2 separate regions of the Mus musculus genome follow, and region 2 is linked to region 1. Evidence: chromatin contacts called from ENCODE Hi-C or POLR2A ChIA-PET data. All regions are on one chromosome and are shown on one strand. The core of a region is the stretch at or near the end of the contact, and the rest is flanking DNA. Distances in the headings are between cores, read along the strand shown. Region 1 holds the start of Pkp4 (plakophilin 4). Region 2 overlaps Pkp4 (plakophilin 4).

Region 1 (6,702 bases), core at 978-3,477:
GACCCAGGGCCTCTCATCAGATTCCCAGAATCTTAAGATCTCCTGCAAAGTGGAGGGATCCTCAGGAAGACAGACTTGACATCAGAAACGAGGCAGATGTGGGAGGGGCTCTCTAGGAGAAGTTAAGAAAAACATTTCTCCACTAAATGTAAAAAGTAATACTGAATGACAAATGAGTTAGGGGACATCCATTATTCTTGATGGGTTTCAGCAACATTTTATTCACTGACAATGGAAATGACATGTAGGTTGCACATATAAAAACAATAGAAAATTATTTGACAGATATGCGTTTTGAGAAAGATACAAAAGAAAATAATTTTTAGAGTAAAACCAAAATTGTTTTTTTTCCCCCTTCCTTCTATGAAGGACGAAAAAAAGAGACCCATTTTCTCCTTTGAGTAGGCAAATATTACATTCATTTAGTATTACTTAAATTAAGAACAAACAAATTATTGGTATCTTGACTATACATTTAAAATATCTTACTTATCTTTTCATTTTAACTTTTTCCATTCGATGAACAAACACACAATAGCAAGAAAACAACAACAAACACAAGAAAAACTCAAAAGCAGGCAATTTTCCTAATGACAAGCCATGAGATATCTTTTCCTCCAACCTTAATGTTTGCTTCTAAAATATTTAAGTGGTACATCCACATGCTCATGCATTTTGTTCTACAGTCCAATCCTGCACGGAACTGTCAATTAAAATCAAGTTTACAATAAGTACCAAGGAGATTCATTTTCCAAGCAAGTTGCCATATTAACATTTCTTAGGCTATATTTTATAGCATAAAAGCCAAAACATGCCACCCAATTAAAATTCAGAATGTAAATTAGATATATAGAGCTTGCATACACAATAATCTGCTTCTCACAACAAAATATTTGTAATGTAAAATTCCTATCAGCTTTCCCCACAAAATATAACAAGGAAAATTAATATCCCTTATTGTGAAGGGAGATAGTATAATATTTTTTTCTTTTTACTAAAGAGGATATTATGAAAATAACAAAGCCACCAAAAGAAGAAACATGAATACATCGGTGGCTATATGCTAGAGTGGTACTATTTTTAAAATATGTTATGAAGCAATATCATGTGTAAAAGTTCCAGATTAATAGCTACCATCTAATTATGAACATCACTCATCAAAAATAATTAGCACGAGCAAACTAGCACAAAATGATTTAAAATGAAAGTAGAGCACTCATTATTAAAGGTCAAGATTTGGGTGCGAATGCTCCCCTGTCCCAATTCATCATTTCCTTACCGATTTTAGTATTAATCTGGAAAACTGCCAGAAAGCAAAAATCCATCATTTGTAATCTATTTTTTTCTTTTTGAGAAATCATTGGGATGAATTCTGGCACTTCTCCAGCCTCAGACAAACTGGGAAGAGCATGCACCTGCCAAGCTCAGCACAGAAAGCACATAGTCCAAGAGGGAGGGGCGGAGGAGAGATCAGACTTGCTGTTTTGGGAAGCAGAGAACTCATTCTGTTGCGGGCTGGTCCTTTAGTACAACCCCACTCAGTTTCCTTACCAAAATACCACGTGCAAGAAATCCTGTTTTCGTTGGGAGGGGTTATAGGCTGGAAGAACCAAAAATCAGAGGAAATGTAGACTCAGGGAAGGGGGAGTGGTTGGAGAAAGAATTCAAGTGACCCTGTGACGTCAGGAAGAAGCAGAGATTTAAGGAATGGAGTGGAAACTCACCGGGCTGCACAGATCTCAAAGGTCAAAATGCATATAGCCTCGCATGCTCCCCAGATGCAGGAAAAATGAAACGCCCACTCCTGAGCTTTCAATGTAAAGTAGAAGTCCGGGGGCTCAGTTGTTTCTGCCTTTGACGCTGGGGACAAGCCCTACCATGCAGAGTCTTGGCAATACTCAAAAGCAAGACCCGCCCGATTTCAGAGCCCTCTCCCGGGAATCCCCTAATACTCCTTCCCCCCACCCCCTCCCGCGCCGGAGGCTACAGACACCTTCATCTTCACTCCCCACCTTCTCCTGGCCCTCTAGCTCTTAACAGCATCGGTCTCCATGGCGACCTGAAACCGCAGCTCCCATTGGCTCGTTCAATATGAGGGCCGGGCCAATGGGGAGGGCCGGCCCTCTCCTTCCGCCCAATGGGGCGGGCGCGGAGCCTGTCTGGGGACGGCAGCGTGCTGACGTTCCCGGGTGCCGGGACTGGCCGGGCGGGCGGGCGGGCTGGCGGCGGGGCGGCGGCCTCTGAGCAGTCTAGAGGGCTCCGGGGCTGAGTGCGCGTGGACGCCGGCCGCGGCGGCGGCACTATGGGCACGGGGTAGAGGCGAGCTGCCGCCGCCACCGGGGTGGTGGGAGAGCCTCTTCGGGGGAGGGGGCGGGAGGGGAGGGAGGGGAGGGCAGCGGCGAGGCTGCCGCACTTCGGCCAGTTTGCTCCGGTGCCGCAGCGGCGACCCTTCGGCGTGGATGTCCCTGGTCCCTGGAGCGACGACGGCCTCCGCCTGAGCTGGAAAGTAAGTGCGCGGGGCTGGCGGGAGGGCTCGGGGCTCTGGGGTGCTAGCTGCCCAGAGCGCGTCGAGCCGGGACCTGGCGGCGGCCAGGCGCCCCCCGCGGCTCCCTGGCTCGGATCTCTCGGTCCCCGCCGCGTGCTCCGCCATCCCGCCCGCCTCTCCCCTCCCCCCGGCGGCGCACAACTTTGCCCCGCACAGCTCGGCGCGGCCGCTTTTCCTCCCGCACCGCGCCACCGCTTCTCGAACTTGAGCCCCGAGGCTCCCGCGCGCCGTCGTGCCCGGGACCGGCCGTCTGTGTGTCCGTCCCTCGCTCCACCGAAGCAACCGCCAGCCGTGCCTCCCACGCTCGCCCGGCGTGTCGCCCGGGCCCCCAGAGCAGCGCTGGTGCCCGTGACGACCGCCCGGAGGGTCCAGGGCTCCCAGCTTGCAGCTGCAAACCGCACGCTCCTCCCTAGCGGGCGCCCCAGCCTTAAGGCTCCAGGCTGCCCTCCCGCGCCGCACTGCCTCCTCGCGCTGCCAGGAGTTAGAGCGAGCAGCTGCACCCAACGGAGGGTCGTGGGTCCCTGTCCCCTCTTACTCCTTGGGAAACGAGAGGGCGAGCGGCGGGACCGGGTTTTGGCGGCATAGTGACTGAGTGCGACACCCGGCGAGCGCGGGCAGCGGAGGCGCCGCGGTTGCTCCGGGCGCCGCGATAGGCAGGTGTGTGCGTCCAACGGGCGACGCGCGCTGCCAGCTTGTAGGCTGGCGACAGATTGTGCTGGAATGCAAGGAATGCACCAGGGACAGAGTCCGCACGGGCCGCGGCCGCACTAGCGCCTTCCCGGCCCTGATCTCGCCGCGTAGCCAGAGGTCACGGCGCATCTTCAGAGCTGGTAAGCCTCGTTCACTCTCCTGCCTCCGCTTCTCTCCCTGCGGCAGAGGGCGGTGGAGAGGGAAGCGCGGTAGTTTTCTTGGGGCTCCAGCCTATGGTTCTGGATTTTTTGCTGCATTGGTCTCCAGGACCGTGAATTTAGGTGTCAGTGTACCCAAGGTTATTATTGATCGTTGCAGAAGGCTCTTGGCAAGTTTGCTTTTGCAAGATTTGGATAGTGCGTGGTTTTTTTTTTTTTTTTTTTTTTTAACCAGGGTTTTCTGAATACCAGCAGAGACAGGGCCGAATGTTCTTGAGTAAGCTTGCAGCCAACATCTTTTAGCTGTATCAGAAAATGTCTTTTAGTGCTCCAGGTCCGGGGTGTATTGCAAGAGATCTTGAATGCATCACTGCTGTCATGAGGATCGGAATATTTTCCATCGTCATACTGGGCTGTGTTTAGGCCTCGTATAATACATAATGAATAGTAACAGAGCAGCAGTGTTTGGCCAGCGATGGGACAGATAGAACTGTCTGGTACAGTTAAATTCGGGGCGTGTAAGTTACCACTGCAAGTAACCCGGGGACATCACAGTCATGTATATTTCAATATGTAATTTATTAGTGGAAAGCGCCATTTCTTTCTTTGTCACTCAGTTTAACTGAATAAAAAGCACAGTCCTACAACTTATAAAGATTGGTAAATATGTATAAAATTGGTAACGACTAGTATACATTTCCTTCCTTTCTTCCTTCCTTCCTTTCTTTCTTTCTTTCTTTCTTTCTTTCTTTCTTTCCTAAATTAATACAGAAAAGCAAAATTTTGACAGATGCTCTCCCAGAACCAGGGTTAGGTTTTTGCTTTTGAGAAAGTAGAAGAAATTGTCTCTTTTTAAATGGAGTATATCCCATGGAGCATTTCTGATACCTAAGAAACAGTTGTGGGAAATGGTATGGTGAAAGCAAGAACAATGTCTGGAGGAAGTGTTTCTGGCTGAAGGCATACGGTGTGTGCTTCCATTCCACAGTCTGCTTTGAAGGTTGCTGGCACTAGACAACCTTCTGCATTTGGTTATTTTCCCTCAGATTCAGGAAAATAAGCCAGTAGTTCAACCAGTCACCTGTCTTCTGACCCCTACTTTGCATGCATCAAGGGCATTGAAAAGTCTGCAGGCATTTTAGTTAAGACCCAAGGGAGAAGAAATGATAGGTTGTGTCTTCTGGCTTGCTACATTGTTTTTCAGGTATGCCTGTAGTCAGTGAACCTTCTAATTTAGAGGTTTAATTCCCCTACAGTAACAATGCAGAGGATTTGGGGAGTTTGTAAATGGCTACAGGAAACTTTTATTATGTAACGATACATTATAACAGTTTAACTCTTGGTTGTTTAATTTGACATGAAAATTAGAAAGTTAACTAGAAAGGGGAGGTCCGTTCTGCAGCACAGGCTTGAGGCTTACTTACCTAGCGTGCCTGAGGTCCCAAGCATTCCCTGTTCTTGCTCCCCAAAATGTAAACGGGAATTTATTTTCTCTGATTCACCAGAAAGGAAAGATTTTGTTCAGATATACAGAGTGCACGTGAGCATGATTGACTGAGCAGATAAGTCTCGCCTGCTTCAGGTAAGAGCAGACATTCAATTAGAAATACATCGTGTTTGTTAGTAAGACTTAGAGAGAAGGCTCATAATCTAGAACCATTGTGAATATAAAACTATCCTGACCAAAGGAAAGGTCCTCCTTACCGTCTTTTATTATGTAAGGAGAGGTGCTGCGGTTGGCAGCTGTATGCCATATGGAAGCTCCTGAGTTGGGAGGGATTGAGCATTCTGCTGGTTCTTACCTCTGGTTTTGGGTGGAGATAAGGTAGCAAGAAAATGATGGCAAGCCTGAAAGAAGGAAGCAGATGCTAGTGAGCCCGAGAGAAAGCCATACACATGGTTGCTGCATACAAGCTGCGTAAGCCAAGAGAATCCTGTACGTGGATCTGACATAACATAAGTTGAAAGAACTCTTTACCAATTTCAGTGTAATAATAAAAAACAACTGAGTAATCATATAACCTTGAGTATTTAGATGAAGTCAGCATTAAATCAGAACTGCAATTTTATTCCTTCTCTACAAATTGGCAAAACAAATTGTAAAAATTTAAACTACTTAAGTTGATTTTTAAAAATCTAGTTGTTGTCATCTTTTAAACTGAAAGCTTTTTTTTTATCCCATGTGTCAATATCCAGAGATCTATTTAAATAGATTTTCATAGCCAGCTTGATGCCAGCCACCTGGCACAATTATGTCCCTCAATTGACTCCTTTCAAAATCAAGATATTTTGAGAATGGCGTATATATTCTAATGTTTTTAATTTACTTTGGGAAGTAACTCCTTGCTTAAGTGTAAAATGGAAAACAACTTTCATTTTTAGTTGTTGTAGGCTTGTTCTAGAGCATAAACATGCATGGAGTTGTATGTCATGTTGAAAGTTGCCTTCAGCTTTCTGGGAGTAATTCCTTCCTCCATATGGAAAATAAGCTATAGTGCCTTTCTGCACTGAAGGGAAAGGCGGTTGTGAAACAGAACACCAGTGGACAAGATGTGTTTGGAGAGTGAAGTAACTGTTTAATGGCATTCAAGAGAAATGTAAAACTGTTGGGCACATGGATATCAGGCTTCAGATAGTGGCAAGAAGCGATGCGCTGCTAGCGGTCCGCTGATCATCTTTATGCCAGGTGTGAGAATCCAAGTAAGGGGATCAGGCCCAATGGTGCCAAGACCTCCAGCTTATGGGTGGGATGGTCTCACGGCGCTGAAGTGCGTCTCACATTGCCCCTTAATAATGCAGTGCAATTATCTTAATCTTTTGGGGCTATGTTGCAGTGACTAAGTTGGGGTGTCACATGAAGGTACTCCTCAATTATACATAGAACCACTTCATATATTCACCAGGTAACTGCTTTTCTCCTTTCATAACTTGGATTTCCTTTTATCTGATATACTCAAAAACGTTGGCCACACTGCTGATCATTTTCTTACTCATAGGCTTGATAACAGAGCTTATTATATGACTCAAGTTCACGGCTGACGATACATTGTCAGTAGAGGTTGAATTATAAACTTTTAGTGGTATAGAATTTGTAAAACATCACATGAAGCATTTTTCATGTGCGGAACAGTGCCTGGTTGGCTAGGTGATGGGTGTATAGCTAAGCCCTCACAGAACTCAGAACTGTCAATGGAGTGTGTAGAGGAGCAGGAATTCACACAGCCACAGGGAATGATTTCCACAGTTAGGGTCTTAGGGTTTGGATTCTGTTGCTGCAACAAAACGCCATGACTAAAAAGCATGTAGAAG
Region 2 (6,656 bases), core at 626-3,125, 45 kb after region 1:
TCACTATCAATCTAAAAACCCTGTAACTTCTGTACCACTATTAATGCACTGTCTTAATTTGCTTTCTATTCTGAGATAAACACCATGACCAAAAACAAGTTGAGGAGGAAAGTGTTTATTTCAGCTTAGGATTTTCACTTTATACTCCGTCATCAGAAGAAATCAGGGAGGTAACGCTAACCAGGAACTAAAGCAGAGGCCATGGAGAAGAACTCACTGGCTTGCTCCTCAAGGTTTACTCAGCCTGCTTTCTTATACACTCCAAGACCACTAACCTACGCTAACCTAGGGGTGGCGCCACCCCCTCCCACACGAGTCTTCAATCAAGAGAATGCCCAATAGACTTGGTACAGGCAATCTGATGGAGACGTTTCCTCAATTAAGATTCCTTCTTCCCAGATGACCCTAGTGTGTGTCAGCTTGACATAAAAACTAGCAAACAGTACATAATTGCTGATTTTATTTTAATATGCTGCCAACACCGGAAAGTTGGATTCAAATTTTAGCTGTAAAGTATGGAACATTGCTTCCTTCTAGTGACATTAACTCACTACTGACGATGAATATCGTGTAGAAGGATTTCCCAACATATGTTCCCCAGGCTCAGAATGTTAACAGGCAACCCTCAAGAGAAAGTGTGTGTGTGTGGGGGGTCTATGGCAAGTCAGGGTTGAGGGCTTGGGGTTGCATTTGAGGGGTAGAGCATGGGCTAATGATTCTGAGACTCTCAACACCAAGCAGCAGTTCTCGTATACACACGAGAGCTCTGCAACAGCCCCAGCTCTGTGCGTGTCTCACACGTTCAAGGCGCTGCCAGTGCAGTCGACTACGGTCATCACGTGGGCAAGCAGAGAGTAAGAGCTGCCCACTCGCTCCCCAGGTTGGCTCACTGTGGCAGCTTACATTTGAGATGATTCACACTTGGAGAATTTTAAATTGAACCTTTAAACTACAAATGAATTAATTTGTGACAAATTGAAGTCCAGTGCAGAGTATTGGGACCTCAGGCAGGACACTGAAAAGCCAGTCAGGTAGTCTATGAGGGAAGAAAAGTCAGTGTCATCCATTAAGACAGCCACTAAGGAAGATAAATGAGGTCACTGCATTACATACTTTTTTTTTATATATTTCAAAAGCTGGTATAATATTTATTTAAGTGCTCCAAGTCCTCAATTAAACAGTCTTTCTGTGTAATTGCCTTTAGTAATTCAAGTATCAATCACTGTATTTCTAAATCTACTACTAATTTCATTAGACTTTAATCTTTGCTAACACTGGAATTACATAGGAAAAGCTGATGAAGAACACCAACTGTTGAACAGACCGAGTGTGATATGGCTTCCATGCCTTTAATTTCAAGTCCATGAAACAACAGTCCATGGAGATTAGGAAGTCTAAATTGAAGGCAGATTTTAAAGCAAAAATGAAGACTGTAGGTGAACTGTTTCACACCTGAGCCCCAACCATACCTGCTGGCCATTGTGTGTTCTAGGTACCCCCAGAGCTACACTTCTTTATAGTGATTTACTAGTTTGTCTGGTGTTGCCTTTTAGATTGGGAATAGATTGAGCATCAGGGTCTTGTCTTTATTACTTTGAATAGTACGTACTCTATAGTATTGCATGTAAAGTAGATCAGAAACATAAATAAAGTGGTGTTTTCAGAAAAAAATCAGCATGTAAAATATTATTTTTAATCTTATGATATTTAAAATACGTAAATTCGGCTTTATGGTCCTGGTGGGTGTATCATCTCATCATACTGAGTGTGGTGGGCTAATTGACAACCATCTTTCTCAGCACTCCACCTTGCCCAGGAGGTTGCTCTTGCAGGCTCTCACCTGGCTGGCTCCTCTGGCTGCTGCAGTCAGCTGTCAAATTGGTCAGGTCATGAAGGACTGTATTCCATGTTCTGCCTTCTTGGCCTGGATGGCACCCTTCATGGCATCTGAGCTCCCTCACAGTTCCAAGAGCAGCAGCTGATAGGCCTCCTCGGTTGTAGTCTCTGATATTTCACTAAGGTCAGAGCTTGTCATGGTTCAGCCTCTAGATGCAAGTGTGCTGCCTCTCCTTAGAGCAATGGCTCTCAACCTTTCCTACACTGCGATCCCTTAATATGGTTCCTCATGTTGTGGCTCCCAACCTTAACTTATTTTTGTTGCTCCTTCATAACTGTGATGTTTTTACTGTTATCAGTCACGATGTAAATACATGTGTTTTCTGATGGTCTTAGGTGCTGTAAAAGCGTTATAAGCTCAAGGGGTTGAGAGCCACTGCCTTAGAGCCTTATCCCAGTCAGTCTTTCCCCCAGCTACATAGGTCGCTGTCTCTTTTTGTTCTAATTTCTCCATTGTGTTTGTGATTTGGTGGCAGAACTTTCTTTAAAGATTATTTTAACATTCTGAGTTCTGGGGTTTTGTAAAATGCCTTAATTTTAGCAGAGCATAGTGGTGCATATATATACTCTCAGTACTAAGGAGGCTGAGGCAGGAGGATTTCAAGTTCAAAGCTCACCTTTGAACAAACCTCAGACTTGGTGAGTTTGAGGCCAGCCTGGACGACAGAGTCATTGCCTTCACAGAACCTGCTGATAGTTGTGAGCTTTTGCTGGTTTGCTATAATTGAGAACAAGTTTGTGCTGCTGCTTCTGCTTCTCCTCCTCCTCCTCCTCCTCCTCCTCCTCCTCCTCCTCGTCCTTCTTCTTCCTCTCTCTCTCTCACTCTCCCCACCCCCCCACCCCCCAATTCTCAGTGTGAGCATTAAGAGCATCAGTGTCACCTGCCCTTTAGGGACACTGCTCTTCCTGGGCTTCAGCAGTGGAGGCTTTCAGTCTAGTTCACTGCTTTTGTGTATGTCACTCCCTGCAGTGGCTGCCCACCTGAGTGTCCCTCCTCCTGTTCCTCCAAGTTCTGTCCTCAGGCACAGCTAGCTGTCTGCCAGGCTCCCAGATGCCCAGCCCTTCTCTACTGTGTCAGGGTTTCCTCTGCTGCTTCACCACGGGTCTGAACCCAGTATTGTTCTGGTGGTGTTTTGGCACACTGGTGGCATTTTTGAAATTTCTAGACCGGACTAGTTTTCTTAAAATAGAAAAATGCCTCTGCTATCTCCTCAAGCTGTGAACTAGGGAAGAGGAAATGTGTGCTCGCCCACCGCTTAGTCCTCTCAAGCTCTGTGGATGGCCGCATCTTGTCTTTGTGTACCTTTAATTTCAGCCACCATTCAGGAGTCTTTTGATTCCCTTTCCCTCTCTCCCCCTCAGTATGACATCTCTGTACTACAATGAACCCAACTTCTTTATTTTAAAAAAGAAAAAATCTGAGCCCTGTAGTGCTTTCCAAAAGGAAGTATCTGTTCTTTGTTCTTCATGGGAAGGAGGGTGTTTTGGAGAAGAGTTGACAGTAGCTCAGTGTGACCTGCGTATCAGGATCAGTTCCTATTTGTTACGGACGGCTGGCTGTGCAGTACTGTCTGTTGTTGCAGGAGCTTGGTCACCATCCCCACTGGACACAGCTCGCATGTCCTTTCAGCCGAGTGACATGCTCTCTGTCACTGACTCACTCTCTGAAAGGGACTTTGGGGGCATGACATTTGTGACATACATGAGTCTCTTTTTTATTAAAATAGTTAAAATGGATACATGTAGCAGCTAATCTGGGAGTGTTATTGTGTTGCTTATAAATCTGCACCTTATTCGGCGTTTCTATTTATTTATGGGTCATACCTAGTGTGGTAGGTTCCCTTCCATTCGTCTTTTTTCTTTGTGTTTCCACACGTGGGTGGGAATGTGTGCACAAGCATGTCAGAAGCCTGAAGCTGATGTCAGGAATCACGTTTCTACCTTATACTTTGAGCCAAGATCTCTCAATAAAATCAGAGCTCGCTGCCAGTATAGCTGGCCTCACTAACCTGGCTAGCTTTATTGCTTCCGGGATGCCTCCACCTCTGTCTTCCGAGGTTGGAGTTCCAGTTGGGCATCACGCTCGCCTGGAATTTGCATGGGTTTCTAGTGTCTGTTCTCCAGTCCCTGTATTTACACAGCAAGGGCTTCACTTCTAACTCCCGAGTCAGCTCCCAGCTCCAACTTGTCAGTCTTTAACCTTCTTCATTTAATTTTTTAAAAGGCCACTACAGAAGAATGCATAGAAAATAAATACAATTAAAAGTATAGTTAAAAGCCAGTGCATCCTACGCAGCTAGTGCTCCGGCCAGGCCACTAGTGGAGAAATTAGCCACAGGTGGGGTTTCAGGCCCTCTGTCCCCAGAGAGACATCTGCTGCTCTAATACTCTTGATAATCATCTCTCACTACTTATCAATGAATATGACTAGATTCTCTAAGAAATACGGTTTTATATTGTGTGTCTTACATACTGCAGAAATGGGTTTCCACTCCATATTCCTTTGCAAGTTTTCATCTATTAAACATTGTAATTGGGAGAGCATTTTGTTTTATAGGGCTGGGTTTGTAGGTGCAGTGAAAATGATGTATTTGTTTACTGATATGGGCCGTTTGGGTTGTTGGTAATTTATAACTTTTAAAAGTACTAGATTATCTGTCCAGCTTCTCAGGGACAAGAGAGTTTCTACCTAATTGCCAAGGATTACTAGAGAATGGGCCGAGTGTGTAGGTCGCTATGTTAGACAGTGCCTACTGTATTGAAATGGTACTTAGGCCTACTTACTTGTTCAACCATAGCATATGATGTTTACCTTCCCTGACGCCAATTTTGCCAAATTTTGAAATTAAGTGCGAGTTGTGAATTGATAGCATATTATGCTATGTTGCATTATTAATTTGCATCTTTAGTTACTAATAGAATTGAGTGTTTCACTATTAGCCATCTAGATAGCACCTGTTTGCAAGGCCTTATTAGAGTCTTTTGCTTTAACATTTTGCAATGATCTCCTTATCATAAAATTCATAAATCAAATTATTTCACTGTGCATAGATTATTCTCTAGGATTACTGCACTACTTGGGATATATCTCCATGATGTACAGTTCCTTGTCAATAAGTGCGTAGTTTTGGATGAACTGTGTGATTAGAGGGTTAGCATTTATCCACCTTTAAAACATTGCAGGTTTTGATACCGCTTCTATTTCCAGAGTATTTTAAAAATGTGTACTGGTCTAGTACTTTAGACTCTAGCATAGATTCCATCTGGTCTAAAGATGTTCACCGCAGTAGGCACACTCTCAGGTTCCTAGGCTGTGCTTGCTTCTGCACTAATTCCCCAGTTTCATTACAAACAAAACAAAGAGAAGCTTTTAGTTAGTACCTATTATTAATGATTTTTCTTATTTTTACTCTATGTATCTCTTATTCTTGCTTCACCTTAAACATTTTCATCATCCTGTCATTAGTGTCTTTATATACTTGAATCATATTTCAATGTTCACTTTTTTATCTTAAATTATCTTAATTTGTTCTTAAACATCATTATTTTAGCTTAAGAACTTTCAAATAAATGTATTGTGGTTCTTGTCAATATAATATTTGCCTGAGTGTTCTAAATGAAATATATTTTATATTCTACAGTTCCATCTTATAAAAGAAGGGGAAACTGTAGAATTTACAACTTTTTAGTAGTTTGGTGAAAAAAGTATACTTATATTTTGATTAAAAGTTATTAAGGAGCAATTAGAAAGGAATAAAGATGAACATCTAGTATTGAATGAATGTCCCAGTGTATCAATTTAGTAGAGCTGATTTTGTGATTTATCTGTGATAAATGGAATTATGTTGATTGGGTCATAAACAGCCTATATATTTTATTTGTAAACTGCAAAGAAAGCCTTGGCCCATCACACTTGAATATATGAGAGCCGCCAATGTGAGCACAAAGAAATGCCCACTAATCTGTTGAGTTCAGTGTGGGGATACAGTACCCTCAGAAACACATGTAATACAGACCCATCAGTTCATCGGTAAATCTTCTTTGTCTTTGCTAAATCATACCTTGAGAACGTGTAATTACTCAGCTGCTTCCAAAAAATGTCCTAGGCAGCTCAAAAGAATGGAGTCTAGCAATGGAACCTGCAACCGCATGAGGCAGCAGAGGCAGCACCCAGAGCTGGAAGGCAGAGACAGGAAGAGCATGGATGCAGGTGTTAGTCCCTCAACATAAACCTGCCTTCCTGGCCTCCACCTGTCTCCTAGAAGAAAAATGTGGCGCAGTTGACAGTACCTGAAGACTCATAAAGGGCTTCCTAACAACTGGGAATGTGGAAGGCAGCCTGTGTCAGCTTCCGTTTCCTGCTTCAACTGCAGCACCTCTAGCCAGCATGCCTGCATTTGGACCGCAGGCCTCTCGTGACGGGCAGGTACCACCTACCTTCAGGGGCAATCAGTTATTGAAAACTTTGCACATTTGAACCACAGCTCAAAAGGAATGATCTTCTTGAGCAATGTGACGATTATTCAAATTTGATTCTATGTGTAAAAATAGAATAATACACTTTTGTTACAAAGACATTTCTAGTGTCGCTTTCAGGGTTGTCACTTAAAGATTTTAGCCTTGTGTGTCCATAGCAGTCCTTCAGAGGATCAGAGGATCAGCTTGCCTGCACAGGCCTTAGCTTTCTTGGGTTAGCCTTCTTTTCTTTTTTTGTCCTTGTTTCACTGAGAATCTGTTCTGATTCTTTTATGACATTTTGA

Evidence for each region. A loop is a pair of places that touch in the nucleus more often than their neighbours do. ChIA-PET counts read pairs that join two places held with the same protein, here RNA polymerase II (POLR2A).
Region 2: a map of heart shows a loop between it and region 1 (2.5-fold over the local background). The contact joins the enhancer-like site here to the promoter of Pkp4 in region 1. A Hi-C loop is called at or near these places in 4 of 37 maps with a recorded cell type or tissue (heart and left cerebral cortex). POLR2A ChIA-PET finds 5 or more read pairs at or near these places in 3 of 5 experiments (Patski and embryonic stem cell).

The regions. Positions count from the first base shown.
Region 1 is chr2:59,158,623-59,165,324 of GRCm38, forward strand. Pkp4 (plakophilin 4) reads left to right here and starts at 2,228. Exons shown (of 22, transcript NM_026361.2): 1 at 2,228-2,506. It overlaps Ccdc148 (coiled-coil domain containing 148), which reads right to left and starts at 2,061. Exons shown (of 15, transcript NM_001372501.1): 1 at 1,725-2,061.
Region 2 is chr2:59,204,461-59,211,116 of GRCm38, forward strand. All of the region lies in intron 1 of Pkp4 (plakophilin 4), which reads left to right. Among named protein-coding and RNA genes, the nearest start is that of Pkp4, 47 kb to the left of the region's middle. Within about 2 kb of position 1,876, at least 1 of the 3 ENCODE cell types and tissues checked has a DNase peak (open chromatin) inside an H3K27ac peak, as active enhancers do; it is heart, where a contact is called at or near this core.